Regions from separate parts of the Homo sapiens genome. Here regions 1 and 3 are each linked to region 2. A link is a contact called in ENCODE Hi-C or POLR2A ChIA-PET data. All regions are on one chromosome and are shown on one strand. Each heading gives the region's core, a stretch centred on a gene start or an enhancer-like site at or near the end of the contact. The rest is flanking DNA. Distances are from core to core; before and after follow the strand shown. Region 1 holds the start of CEMIP2 (cell migration inducing hyaluronidase 2). Region 2 holds the start of TMC1 (transmembrane channel like 1). Region 3 holds the start of C9orf85 (chromosome 9 open reading frame 85).

The links. Hi-C counts contacts between places; a loop is a spot of excess contacts on that map. ChIA-PET counts read pairs that join two places held with the same protein, here RNA polymerase II (POLR2A). Pooled maps may share reads with other maps.
Region 1: a loop to region 2 is called in a map of CD4-positive, alpha-beta T cell, with 3 times the contacts of the local background. The contact joins the promoter of CEMIP2 here to the promoter of TMC1 in region 2. A Hi-C loop is called at or near these places in 3 of 168 maps with a recorded cell type or tissue (CD4-positive, alpha-beta T cell and naive thymus-derived CD4-positive, alpha-beta T cell) and 10 of 50 pooled maps. POLR2A ChIA-PET finds 5 or more read pairs at or near these places in 1 of 52 experiments (RWPE1).
Region 3: a loop to region 2 is called in a map of CD4-positive, alpha-beta memory T cell, with 4 times the contacts of the local background. The contact joins the promoter of C9orf85 here to the promoter of TMC1 in region 2. A Hi-C loop is called at or near these places in 3 of 168 maps with a recorded cell type or tissue (CD4-positive, alpha-beta T cell, CD4-positive, alpha-beta memory T cell and naive thymus-derived CD4-positive, alpha-beta T cell), 2 of 37 single-sample maps with no recorded cell type and 12 of 50 pooled maps. POLR2A ChIA-PET finds 5 or more read pairs at or near these places in 2 of 52 experiments (AG04450 and activated naive CD8-positive, alpha-beta T cell).

What each region holds. Positions count from the first base shown.
Region 1 is chr9:71,765,698-71,770,414 of GRCh38, forward strand. It overlaps CEMIP2 (cell migration inducing hyaluronidase 2), which reads right to left and starts at 2,816. Exons shown (of 24, transcript NM_013390.3): 1 at 2,660-2,816. RefSeq lists enhancers at 2,474-3,155, 3,156-3,837 and a silencer at 2,911-3,580.
Region 2 is chr9:72,520,111-72,524,284 of GRCh38, forward strand. It overlaps TMC1 (transmembrane channel like 1), which reads left to right and starts at 1,498. Exons shown (of 24, transcript NM_138691.3): 1 at 1,498-1,803. It overlaps LOC101927234 (a long non-coding RNA gene), which reads right to left. Exons shown (of 3, transcript XR_001746721.3): 3 at 3,308-3,707.
Region 3 is chr9:71,909,686-71,914,382 of GRCh38, forward strand. C9orf85 (chromosome 9 open reading frame 85) reads left to right here and starts at 1,954. Exons shown (of 4, transcript NM_182505.5): 1 at 1,954-2,151. The coding sequence starts at 2,050. ABHD17B (abhydrolase domain containing 17B, depalmitoylase) reads right to left here and starts at 1,508. Exons shown (of 4, transcript NM_001025780.3): 1 at 949-1,508. RefSeq lists a silencer at 1,032-1,271 and enhancers at 1,722-2,031, 2,102-2,151, 2,162-2,221.

The DNA of each region.
Region 1 (4,717 bases), core at 1,566-4,065, 750 kb before region 2:
ATTGGACCTTCTAATTGTTCATTTCCTTATGTCCGGGGCTAGGCTCATTTCTTCAATAGCAGAGATTGTCATCTCTCTAGTTGCAAGTGACACAGGTATCTTCAATCCCTGTGGCCTCCCGGGTTGCAACCACTTCAACTCCTTCTCTTTACCAACATGAATGCTCCACAAAGCAGGTGTTGCAATTGCTTCCAGAGGGTCTGGACCACAATAGGTGATTAATAAGTGCTAGCTGAATGGATGGTGGGTGGGTGAATGATGCAATGCTCATACATATTTTAGAGCACACATCACAATGCACACATTTACATACAGCACTCCATGTGAGTCTAAGACCATGAATTTGGTAGTGATTATTGTTTCTTCTTTTTTTTCTTTTTTTTTTTTTCAGATGGAGTCTCGTTCCCATCACCTAGGTTGGAGTGTAGTGGCACGATCTCGGCTCACTGCAACCTCCACCTCCCAGGTGCAAGCGATTCTCCTTCCTCAGCCTCCCGAGTAGCTGGGATTACAGGCGTGCACCACCACACCTGGCTAATTTTTTTTTGTATTTTTAGTAGAGATAGGGTTTTACCATGTTGGCCAGGCTGGTCTCAAACTCCCGACCTCAGGTGATCCACCTGCCTCGGCCTCCCAAAGTGCTGGGATTACAGGCGTGAGCCAATTGTGCCCGGCCTAAGTTTCCTCTTTCTAAAATGTGGCTTGTCTTTCTCAATTTCAGAAACTTGCCCAAAGCATGTAGCTCTAAGCAGTACCCTGTCAACTTCAAGATAATGGCCCACAAGACTACATTACCCTCCAGCTTGTCTTTTCTTGATAGCTGTTTGAGGACAGCATTGATTAGGCCTATTAGAACATGACTGAAGTGTTGCCCCATTCTGGTTTCCTGTTATGAATCTGACATTTCTGAAAAGTCACTGGTTACAGACTAGATCAAGGAAGGAGACTACTCAAATAATTAACTGTGACACAGAATATCCAGATAAACACCATGTAAGAATTTACAGATTCTATTTCCCTGTCCACACACAGGAGAGTCCTCAGCTCACTATCTCATTCACAGGTTAATAAGAACAGGTGATGACTCAGAATTCGCTTCTAATCTTAGTTTTCTGAGCCTTTAAGCACACATACATCAGAAAAAAACAGCGTCAGGAGGACTGAACAGAAAGCCAGAAGACAGATTTCCAGTTCCGCCCAAACTGATCCTCTAATGCAGGTACACAGAAGCTGGGGGAAGTCATTTCGGTGTGAAGAGAAAAGCACTCTAAAGTGCTACCCAATGTTTACTAAGCAGAGGACATGCCTACTACACATTCTTCTGCTTTGCCCAGAAATGCAAACTAAAAAGAACCCTTTGTATAGGTAATCAGACCCACAACCACAGTATGATACCCAGACCAATTCTGAAAAGAACAAGCGTCCTTCAAGGGTCAAATAAGCATTAGTAGCTCCATTCTAGCCAACCAAAGAAAGATAAGGCTAACCATTTTAAAGGTGTTTTTTTAACACTGAGCCATTTCCAACAGATTTGCCTGGCTGCTCTGGGGAGTCAGGCCTCCCTCAGCTCAGGTGAAGCCTCTACCCTTTCCCCTCTCTCTAAATTCTTCTCACTTTTTACCGGGAAGAGCAGCACATCTCAATACATGCAACTGTGCAGCAGCGCATCACTCTGTCACACTGAATCAAGGGGAGTGAACTCAAGGCAGTGAGTAGCTCATGTGCACAATGAAAGTTTTAAAAATTATTAGGCAGTCTATCCTTAATCCCAACTGCTGATAAAAGGAGATATATATCAAAGTCTGTTTTCCTAACCTGCGGAGAATTCAAGTGAGCTGTTTCCGCTCCAGGTCGAAGTCTGGTGACACTCATCAACCCTCAGCAGAGAGCATCCAGGGAATTCAGGACCTTGGTTTTATCGCTAAGGGTGTAGCCACTAGTGCTATTAACAGCAGCACTCTGGGTCCTCACAGAGAGGGCCCCCCTCCTTTACCAGGATCTCCCAACTCTGCAGAGAAAAGCTGGGAATAGGGTCCAGGGCTAAGGCTATTCCCCAGATTTAAAGGAAGCTGTACACGATTTTAAAGCCTCACCTTACCTCAGCTAACAGAGAGGCAGGGGGCGGAGGGCGGAGGACCCACCAACCCAGGGGAATTGTAAGGAGACAAAGATGACCCCAAACGCACAAGCGCGCGCGCACTGAAGCCCGGACTGCAAAGCACATTCCATCAACCTTTCACTGTAATCGGCTTACTGTGGGGTTTATCCCCTCACCCCATCCCTCTCCAGAAAGTTTAAGGCTGTTCGCACCGACTTTGAAAGGTCCATTGTTCCCTTCCCCGTAAACGTAATGAAAAGAGAGAGTGGAGAGAAAGAAATCAAGACACCGTTCCCGAGGACCCTTTCTTAAGAAGAGAGGACTGACTCCTGGGGAGTCGGGTCAGTCCCAATCCAGAGATGAAACCGGGAAAGGAGGCGCACGGGGGAAGGGCGGGAGGACGTTTTCCTTTTCGGCAGAAATGCCCAACGCCGGAGCCGGCCAGGCCGCCGGGAGCAGAAAAGGTGGGCGAGACCCGGGTCTGCGTCCCCGCAGTGGCCCCCGAGGGCAGCAAACGAGGTGGAGCGGGGTGGGGGGGCGGGTGACCGAGTCGCTTCTTACCTTCCCCTACCCCGCTTAGCGTCCGTTAACTCAGGTGCCTACACAGCGGTCCAGGGAGACGGAGAGGAGTCCCTGGCGTCCTCGGGTCCAGATCTCCTCTCCATGGCCAGGAAGCCACTCGATTGCCGGCGCCCGCAGCTGCCGCTCGTACTCAACTGGCAGCCGCAGCCTCTGCCTGGAGGTGAAATACTCTCCTCCCGAGAGTGACGCGCACTTCCCTCCGCCTCCGCCTCCTCCTCCTCCTCCTCCTCCTGCCCCGAGCCTCGGGGGCAGGGGCCTCGGCTCGCTCTCTCCCGGAGCCGCCGCTCGGCTTTCTCCGTTCCTTCCCCTCCGGGAGAAAGAGGAGGAGAATCGTGGCCCGGGCGGCGCGGGCCTGAGCGTCCCCGCGACAACAGGGGAGGAGGCGGCGGCGCGGGGCAGAGTGGGGTCCCAGGAGTCGCTCTTGTCCCTGGTCGGCGGGCGCCGCGGCTTGCTAGGGTCGCGCTCAGCCTCCGCCGGCCAGACAAGCAGCCCGGCTCGGCTGGGCCGGGAACTGTGGATTGGGCGGGCGGGCGGGCGGGCGGTGGAGAGCGAGGGAGGCGGAGGGAGAGGAGGAGCCTGCCATCAGAGGAGGCGGTGGCCCCGCCCGGCCCCTCCCGCCGGCCCCGCTCCCCGCGAGCTGCGAAAGCGGAGGCTCAGCGCCACTCGCTGCCGCGCGCTGGAACAGCGCCCGAGCGCACTGCCGGCGGGGCAGAGCCCCAGCCAGCGCCCCCCGCTGCGGCTGCAGGCTCCTACCCTTCCTGGGCGCGCACACCCGCCTGGCCGAACCGGAGCCTGTGCCTCCAGCACCCCCAGATAAGGCTGGTACTGCGCCTGTCACTCCCTGGCTGAGCCTGACACTGCGCCCCCAAAGTCCCCTGGCTGAGCGTGACTGCACCCCATCAACCCTCGGCTGCGTCAGACTTTGAGCCCCATCACCCGTAAAGAGATTTCCACACTCCCACAAATGTTCTGAGCGTCCAGTCACAGCCCCTACCTGGCCAGGCGCGAGCGCCAGGTTCTCAGCGCTGTCAGAAGAACCAGCCTGCTCTGGGACACAGGGCAGCTCTTCTGGTCCCTTGGAGCAACCCCAGCATCCCGCTCGCAGGCCGGAATAAATATACTTAGGTCTTCCCACGCCCCCTACCTGCGCCACTCTGGAGTGGCGGCCGCTTGCAGAGGTGGCGCCGAAAGCCACGCCCCGGCCCACCCCAGTGCCAAAACGCCGCTCTGAGGACACCGGCACCGGCCCTGAAGCAGCCCTGCCGCCGCCACCCTGCCCCCTCGCTGGAGCTGCTCTCACAGCCTTGGCTCTGGGTGAGGGCGCGGCCCGGGCTGGATCACTCAGACGCACGAGGTCCCGAGCTAGTGACAGCTGCAGGACTGCCAAATCCGGGCCGTCGTCATCCTCGATTTAATTGGAATTGGAAGTTTTCCCTCCAGGAAACTCTTTCAGTGAATAATATACAAGGTAGGATAGTTTAGTTTTCAGGGTTGTTCATTCCTCCTCCCTCAACAAACTCAGTCCTGTAACCGCGACACACCCGGCAGTGAAGGGGAATCCCCTATTTCAAGGGTATTAGTTCAGGACTTTGTATAAGAAATTACTGTTTCCAAATCTTGGCTGATGATAAGAATCCCCTGGGGCACTTAGAAAAAATTGGATTGCCAGACGTCGCGCAATCTACTGAATCAGAGGTATCGGGAATATGTAAGTTTGGGAAACAGGGCTAGAATGCATCCTCTAATTAATTAAAGCCTTGGAAAGATGCCTCCAAAACAGCAGCGCGAGCTAGTGCTGAGATCTTACAGAAACTTCACCCAGCTGCCTTTGAGAGCCGCTGTCCCTTCTGGGATAGGCAGGGAGGAAAGGTTTTTAAAATAAGGAACATAGTTTTGAATAACAAGATGGAAGGGACAAAAGACTGTTTTCATGGTCCAAAGGTGTTTTGGATTGTGCTTAATAAAGATAGAAACTGTGTCACCCGTGTGCTAGGCTGAAAAATGTTCCCTCCCCAGAGATAACAGGTTCTAAGTCCT
Region 2 (4,174 bases), core at 248-2,747:
AAATGAGGGAGGACTATACTATGCTTTCTCTAGAAGGCACTACTGTGTGTTTGAGCATGTTTTTCAAATAATTAGTAGGTGTGAGTGGTTCTGCCAATAGACATACTACATTTATTTTCAGTGATCACTTGAAAAACACACCTATAAGCTTATAATTGCTGACATTAACAAACAACAGGTATGAAGATGCTGTTCACAAAAAGTGCATGTAGTTCCATGTGTTTTATTTAGTCTGTTTGAAATGAAGTTTAGCATATCTATAGCACACAGCATGAAACATGTCAGTCATTTTGAATTTAACATTGTGCATAATGTATTCATAAGAATTATATTTATTTATTAGCATTTATCTTCAAATCAAAGGTTAAAAGTTTCAAGATGCACAAAAATGGTTAACTTTCTGTGAGAAGTCTGAGAAATCACTGAAGACATGAAAATGACAGGCTGGAGGAAGAAGTAAAGAACCTAGAAGGCCAAAATGGAATTCTAAGATAACATGAATATAGAACATAGAAAAGAGAAAGGATTGATTGAAAAAAGGAAAGGGGAAAAAAAAGGAATTATTAAATGGAAACATTAGATTCAAGTAAACCCAAAACAATCATCAAAGTAGATGTTAACAGCATTTTGAGTACATGTTGTGAGTATGAGAAGTGCAATTCTAAATGTTAGGCCCTTATGTTTTAACATATCAGCAAATACAATATTTTGTTTCTAATTTAACAAATTTTTAAGACTTATGTTAGTTGTGACATATTTCCAATAAATAATTATGTTTCCCAAGGACACTGGGTACAATAAAGTGGGTCTGACAATTAACTTACCTTTGAAACCTGAGCCCTTCATTAGTTACAGGAATAGACTGGAACATGATTTTTCCTCTCCTGCTTGGAGAACCCACAAGTTGTGTTTTCTTTATGAATATTGGAAATTCTTTCTTTTAGCCAAATGAAGGGTGTGCATTTCTTCGGCCAGGAGTTACCAGGCTGATAATCCTGATGCAGCGGTTCTCAAAGTCTCCTCAGAAGGCCCGCAGTAGCACCAGCAGCACCAAAGGACTTGTTGGAAACACCAGTTTTCTAGGCCGGGCACAGTGGCTCATGCCTGTAATCCCAGCACTTTCGGAGGCCGAACTCCTGAGGTCAGGAGTTTTGAGACCAGCCTGGCCAACATGGCAAAACCCCGCCTCTACTAAAAATACAAAAATTAGCCGGGTGTAGTGGCGGGCACCTGAAATCACAGTTACTTGGGAGGCTGAGGCAGGAGAATCACTTGAACCTGGGAGGCAGAAGTTGCAGTGAGACAAGATCACACCATTGCACTCCAGCCTGGGCGACAAGAGCAAAACCTCTGATTAGAAAAAAAAAAACAAACAGGCGCCGTGGCTCACGCCTATAACCCCAGCACTTCAGGAGGTTGAGGTGGGCGGATCACCTGAGGTCAGGAGTTCAAGATCAGCCTGGCCAATAGAGTGAAACCCCGCCTCTACAAAAACATGATGGCGCGCGACTGTTTCCCATCTACTCAGAGGCTGAGGCGGGAGAATCGCTTGAACCCGGAAGGCGGAGGTTGCAGTGAGCTGAAATCACGCCATTGCGCTCCAGCCTGGGTGACAGAGCAAGACTCCGTCACAAAAAAAAAAAGAAAAAAGAAACACCAGTTTTCTGATTTCACCGAAGACCTACTGCCTCAGAAACTATGAGGGCAGAACCCAGCAATCTGTGCTTTCTTTCACAAGCCCTCCAGGAGTTGCTGAAATTTAGGAATCATTGCCCCAAAAAGTGGCCCTCATAATGATGCCAGGTAAGGAAAGACAACATTATTACCTATGTGTGGTGTGTTAACATTCTTTATGAAACATGTGTGAAGACCTAAATCGAAGACTTTCTCCATGAGATATTCCCTAATCACATTAGTGAAATAAAACTATATTTCCTCTACTTTTCTACTGCTACAGAAATCTCCCCCAGTTAGGATAGTCCCAGTTTCCTATTTATCTTTGTTTTTCTTGCAGTGCACAGCATGTCACCCAGTAATTGATAAGTTTTTTTTTTTTTGAGACGGAGTCTTGCTCTGTCTCCCAGGCTGGAGTGCAGTGGCGCGATCTCGGCTCCCCAAGTAGCTGGGACTACAGGCGCCCGCCATCACGCCCGGCTAATTTTTTGTATTTTTAGTAGAGACGGGGTTTCGCCGTGTTAGCCAGGATGGTCTCGATTTCCTGACCTCGTGATCCGCCCGCCTCAGCCTCCCAAAGTGCTGGGATTACAGGCGTGAGCCACCGCACCTGGCCTAATTGATATGTTTAAATGTTAAAATTAAATGCAATGATTTCCTAAAATAAACAAATGTGGGACAATTTATTGCACTCTGTTCAAATTCCCATTTTGAAGTGGAATTCAAACAAACATGACAGTAAAGGGGGACAGTGAGCACAGGGACAAGAGAAAAGGAGAAAGGGAAGAAATACAGAGAACTAGATAGGAGGAAGTGTCAAAGACTGATGGGTGTAAGCCACCTTTACCTCTGGATATTGGTTTTCCTTTGAATTGTGGTATGTGGTCATATTGCTTATTAGTTATAACATACAGCTGTCAGAAGAGTTTTTCAATTAAAATTTCAAATGTAATATTAAAACTGTTTGGATTCCTTCCTACTGGGCACTGGACACTGTCTGTGGAGCTGCTGGAACAGCGCTGAATAGGGTCATATTTTAAAGGAACTCAGCCTAGTGCAGTTTCTCAACCTTAGCACTATTGGCCTTTGGGGCCTGATAATCCTTTTTTGTGAGGGGCTGTCCTGTGCACTGTAGGATGTTTAGCAGCATCCTTGGCTTCTACTCAGTAGATGACAGTATCAACCCCCTTCCCCAGAAGTGACAATTAAAAATGTCTCCAGACTTTTCCAAATGTCCCCTGAGGAGCAAAATTGTCTCCAGTTGAAAACCACTGGGTTAGTGGGAGAAACAGATAAGACAGAAGTTCTCCATACACCATGATAATGCCATGATGCCATAGGGCTGGCAGGAGTGAAGGGAAGAGCATCTCACAAAGACTCGGGGGGATGCAGGGAGGAGGAAAAATTAGGAAATGAAGTGGGCTGAGTTGCAGTTAGCCTGTGGGGAAAATGAAGGAGAAGGGATAAGGAAGAAGAGGAGGAAGGAGGGAGGAAGAGTGAGGAGTAATAGGGAATTATAGTTGACCTTGAACAACTTGGGGTTTAGGGATGCCGACCCTTGCGTAGTCAAAAATCTGAGCTTAACTTTTGACTACCCTCACACTTTCCTAACAGCCTACTGTTGACCAGATGCTTTACCAATAACATAAACAGTTTATTAACACATATTTTGTATGTTTTATGTATTATACACTGTATTCTTACAATAAGGTAAGCTAGAGAAAAGAAAATGCTATTAAGAAAATTGTAAGGAAGAAAAAATATATTTACTGTTCATTAAGGGGAAGTAGATCATCATAAAGCTCTTCATCCTTGTCATCTTCAAGTTGAATAGGCTGAAGGAGGAGGGGGAGAGAGAAGAGACTGGCCTTGCTGTCTTAGGGGTGGCAGGGATGGTAGAGGTGCAGGAGGTGGAAGGGGAGGCAGGAAAGGCAGGCACACTCGGGGTAGCTTTCGTTGAAAGAAATCTTCATATGAGTGGACCCATGCAGTTCAAACCTGACTTGTTCAGAGTCAACTGTACTTGTTCCAGGCTAAGAACAGAGAATAAAAAAAAAATGTATAGAGGCCTGAAACAGCATATTATATTAAAAGAACTCAAAGCCGGTAAATGCTTTGCTACTGAAGCATAAAGTGAGAAAGGGGCATCATGGGCTCTGAAATTGCAGCCACAAGTCTACAGAACACATTTTTCATAGCCCAAGGTCAGTCTTCTATTACCCTTTGCAGTGAGGTTATCATCATCCATTTTCACTCGTCAGTGCTGGGGAGCCCATTAAATACTTGCCACTATACTTGGTCCCAACAGTTAATAGACTGTAGCATCTTTTATTTCTTCACCTAGCCTGAAATCAGTTGAGCTTTTGCAGAATCTTAGATATGTCGTTTTTTTCTTCAGGTTTAGAATGGGGCACTTAAAAAGATGCATAGTACTTGAAAATAGAGAAAGAAAATAGCATGTAGAAATTTGTGCCTTTATTCTGCCCAAACGTCTCAAAAA
Region 3 (4,697 bases), core at 704-3,203, 610 kb before region 2:
CATATATCACAAAAAGTATTAAACAGGAACACATTTCATAAACAGCGAAATTTAAAGGTCACCCTCTGTATTCCGTTATTCATCCTTTTGCTTACCAAATCTACTTCACACTGACTTAAAGCATCATTTACAAAAAATTCTCTTCTGGCATTGGCAGAGATCTCACCAAAGATCAAAGATCTGAACTTTTTTTTTTTTTAAACAAAAACCCCAGGTTAAATACACTCTTTCCTTCACGAGAGCCCCCACACAGTACAATCTAATTTGACATAACTTTGTTTCGGGGTTAAAAAAAATCCCAAACAAAACCTTTAAATTTTCCAATTCAAAAACGATTCCTGATAAGCCTACCTTAGAGTTCGAAAACAAATAAGATTAAAGCCCAACCATCTAAAGAAAAAGAACCCTACGACAGCCCCACCGGAATACACAAATCGCCAAGCCCCGTGCAGATTCAATCTAAAATCGCGCCCGACAGAGATATAAGGACATTCAGGAGAAAGCTTTTAGGCACCCGCGAATCTCTCAGTGCGCCAGTGAGGGGAATGGGAACCTGACCCCATCTTTTCATCCACTGAGAGAAAAGCAAAGGAAATGAAATGGAACCCTTCTCTTCACCGAGGAGGACCAAAGACCTTCTTAGAGTGTCGGTCGGTCCTCCCTCCCCCACCCCCTGACTCCGGCCGCTCCACGGACCGCAGGGACTGTCCTACCGCTCCCCTTCACGCAACCATCAGAGAATCCTCTCAAAAACACAGACCCGATGAGGAGTGGCTTCCCCGCCTTTCCCCTGTGCCGAGAAGGGATCCCGGTCGCCAACAACAAAGACGCTTCCCGCTCCCCTCCCCCCGCCGGCCCGGGCTCGTCCCTCCCGCGCTGCGGCTCCCGGCCTAGCGCCCCCTCCCCGAGCCGGGCTGCGGCGTCCCCAAACCCCGAGGCCGCACGCACCTGCACCTGAGCGGCCCGGGCCGAAGCGCCGGGCAGAAGGGGTCGAGAGAGAACCGCAGCCGACGCGCTGTCCTCCACAAGGCGAGATCCGCGCTCCGGGCGCCGTCCGACTCTCTCCGCCTGCAGACTGGCCCGACAGAGGAGCGGGGACCAGGGCTACAGCCCCCGGCGCCGGGGCGAAGAAGGACGGCGGCGCCCCAGGGGCCCCGCTCACGCTCCCGAGTCTCGCCTCGCGCCGGCCCTGCTCCTCCACAAGAGCTCGCGTTCTGCTGACTAACGGCCCCGGTGCGGGGCGCTGGAGCGGCCGCCGCTGCCCGTCGGTTGCTCTCGGGCCTCACGTCCCGCGCGGCCGTGGTCGCAGCCGCCGCCGCCACCGCCTCCCTTTCTGGCACTGCAGACGCCACCCAGACCTAGCCAGGTCTTCCTTCTCTTTAATCCTGCTTTCTTTGCTCCTCCTCAGCCTGCCAAGCGCGAGGCTCGTTCCGGTAGCGGGAGGAAGACTGGAGGGGAACGGAGGGGACGAGCACAATCCCCACTGAGCCAGGAGTTGGCCACTGACTGGAGGAAGGTGCCAAAGCTGACCCCGGCTCCAGCCTACTAGCGGGCGGGGGGAGAGACGGAGCCCAGCCTTGCCTCACTTCCACCAATCAGAGGCCGCCCGGCAGGGTGGGAGGCGCTCTGAGCTCAAGGAGAGGCTGAGCTCGCTCAGCAGGAGGCGGGGATTGCGGAAAAGAAGAACCAATAGGAACAAAGGTTCCCCGCCCCTTTGATTTGATGGACTACACATTCGGGCCAATGGGGGAATTCTCATTTCGAAGAAAGTGGGACTTGTTCTCCGGGTTTGAGAAAGAGGCTGCGCGGAGCCGGAGGGGTCGAGGCTGCGCCGCGTGGAGTGGCTTGGCTTAACAGCAGGGAGGGCAGAGCGATGCTCTTTGACCTCCCAGAAGAGTCACGTGGGCTGACCCAGAGCCGGGGCGGAAAGGCTGCGTTTGTTTCTTCCGGGTCATTGACAGAAGCGTCAATTCCTGGGAGTAGTTCGTTGGTTTTCTTTCCCCTCATCCTTTTGCCTGCTCCCGGCGAGGGGTGGCTTTGATTTCGGCGATGAGCTCCCAGAAAGGCAACGTGGCTCGTTCCAGACCTCAGAAGCACCAGAATACGTTTAGCTTCAAAAATGACAAGTTCGATAAAAGTGTGCAGACCAAGGTAGGAACCTGCCTGTTGCACCGTCTTTGACTCCAGGAAGGAATGGCTCACTGGAGAGGGGAGAGAGGAAATGAGAGGAGTCGGCTGGGGCGAGTGTGGACCGCAGCCCAGAGTTAGTCTTGGCTGCAGTGCAACTCTTTCTAAAATGTTATTCTCACGCCCTTTCTTTGACCTGGACATGTTGTCTCCTGGTAAATATTTGATGGTCAGCACACTTAACTAATTGCACAGAGTGAACAGGACCCTAATGAAATCTAAGGTGCAGATGGGGCAGTTACGTCGTTCAGCGTTCCCATCTGGATCACATTAGCAGAGGGAAACGAGGATTGTGGCATGAGTGGCTTTTTCAAATTTTACACCAAGTTTATGCAGCTACGATTTTTTTTTCCAAAAACCCCAAGCCCATAGAGGAAATGTGAATGATTAAGCTGTCTTAGGCTGTCCTCACTAGTATTGTGTGAAATTTCTGTTTTGTAACAATTGTTTTGAAGATAAAAATATTTGGTTAATGTAAAAATACTTGTTTTGCTGTTTATCTTTAGCAGGACTTCTGTAAAGTCCTGCTAAAAAATTCAGACTGTCTAGATAGCCAGAGGACTTGGGTTGTATATAAGTACTAATTTGCAGGCCGGGCGCCGTGGCTCAAAGTGCTGTAATCCCAGCACTTTGGGAGGCCGAAGCGGGTGGATCACCTGAGGTCAGGAGTTCGAGAACGACCTGGTCAACATGGCGAAACTCCATCTGTACTAAAAATACAAAAATTAGCCGGGCGTGGTGGCGGGCGCTTGTAATCTCAGCACTTTGGGAGGCCGAGGTGGTGGGCGGATCACCTGAGGTCAGAAGTTCGAGAACGACCTGGCCAACATGGCGAAACTCCCAATCTGCTAAAAATACAAAAATTAGCCGACGTGGTGACGGGTGCCGGTAATCCCAGCTACTCGGGAGGCTGAGGCAGGGGAATCGCTTGAACCCTGGAGGCGGTGGTTGCAGTGAGCTGAGATCACATCACTGCACTCCTGGGCGACAGAGCAAGACTCCGTCTCAAAAAACAAAAACAAAAAACTACTAATTTGCTCTTTGCTGTGAATCTCTCTCCCTGTCTCCATAGCTGTATGGAGAGAAAATCATTGACAACAGGGGCATATTAGGGGCCAGCATCACTCAGATAAACCTAATATTCACAAAAGTTATGGAGCTCAAATTTACTAGGTGTGCGGCTTGAGTGAGTTGTATAATATTTAATTTCTCTGAGCCTTACTTTGGTCTCAAATGCAAATTTGTCAGGATTGTTGGGAGGCGAAACTATATGATTATGCATAAATGGCCTAGGTCATAGTAAGTGTTCAATAAGTGATTAATTTCCCGACATTGATTGGGAAAGCAAAGTCATCTGTTTTTGGTAACCTGTGATCTCCTTTTCCTTTCCTCTTTCTTTCTTTGCTTATTCTACAAATATTTAATAAGCACCTTCCGTGTGCAAGGCCCTGTGTTCATAGGTATACCGTGTTCAAAAGAGCTGACTCTCCCTTCACGGAGTTTATAGTTTCTAGGTGATATGGGCAAAAAGAAAGCAGAAAGATAAGTAAATACAAATTATGATAAATATTGGTGAAGGGCAACACAGCTCAGTAAGGGAGAATAAGGAAGAATATTTTAAATTAAGTGCTCTCCTTTCCCCCACTTAGGTTGAGAGGTTTTTCAGAATGAAAACCTGAAGCAACATTTGGGAAGACTTTCCCAAGTTTGCTCCCATTATCAATAGGTAAACCAGAATAAAAATAAAAAGCTGCACTATTCCAAATAGATGTCTGCGTCTTGTGTATTCTTACCCTAAGGTTGTGCACAAACATTTGCTTTTGATTGTTTTTCATGTCTGTTTTCGTAAAAAGCAGTTTTAATGAGTATTTAACTATAGTGTAGCTTCTCCTACTTGTACTTTTCATTGTGCATTTTCTTGGTGTTATCTAATAACTATGTCATTCTGGTCCTAAATGTTTTCCTGGGTCTCAGGTTCAGTCACTAAGTTGCATTTGACCATTTTTATCTTTTTATCTTTAATTCCTTTCCCTCTTTTAAGTTATGAAAAAGTCTCATTTGTTAATCAGGAGGACCACCAGGCCACTTCATTATTGAAGGTTCTGACAAAAACAACACAAAATATTTTACTGAGGAAAAATCATTCGGTTGATTGTTCATCTGTGTAATGAATAGCTAATAATTGTCTGTGATCATAACAGATTCTTGCATCTGCTATGAGTAGCCATCTAAAGCCAAGACTTTGTCAGAAGCATCTGATCCTAACTTTGTGCCTGTTCTTTACACTGGAAAGCTATTTGATCTGGTGACATCTAACAAAGGAGTGATAAAAAATGCACGGTTCTCTGTAACTCCCCATAAAGCAAGCTTGTCCAACACATGGTGCAGGGCGTCTTTGAATGCAACCCAACACAAATTCGTAAATTTTCTTAAAACATTATGAGATTTTTTTGTGATTTTTTTTTTTTTAAGCTCATCAGTTGTCATTAGTGTTAGTGTATTTTATGTGT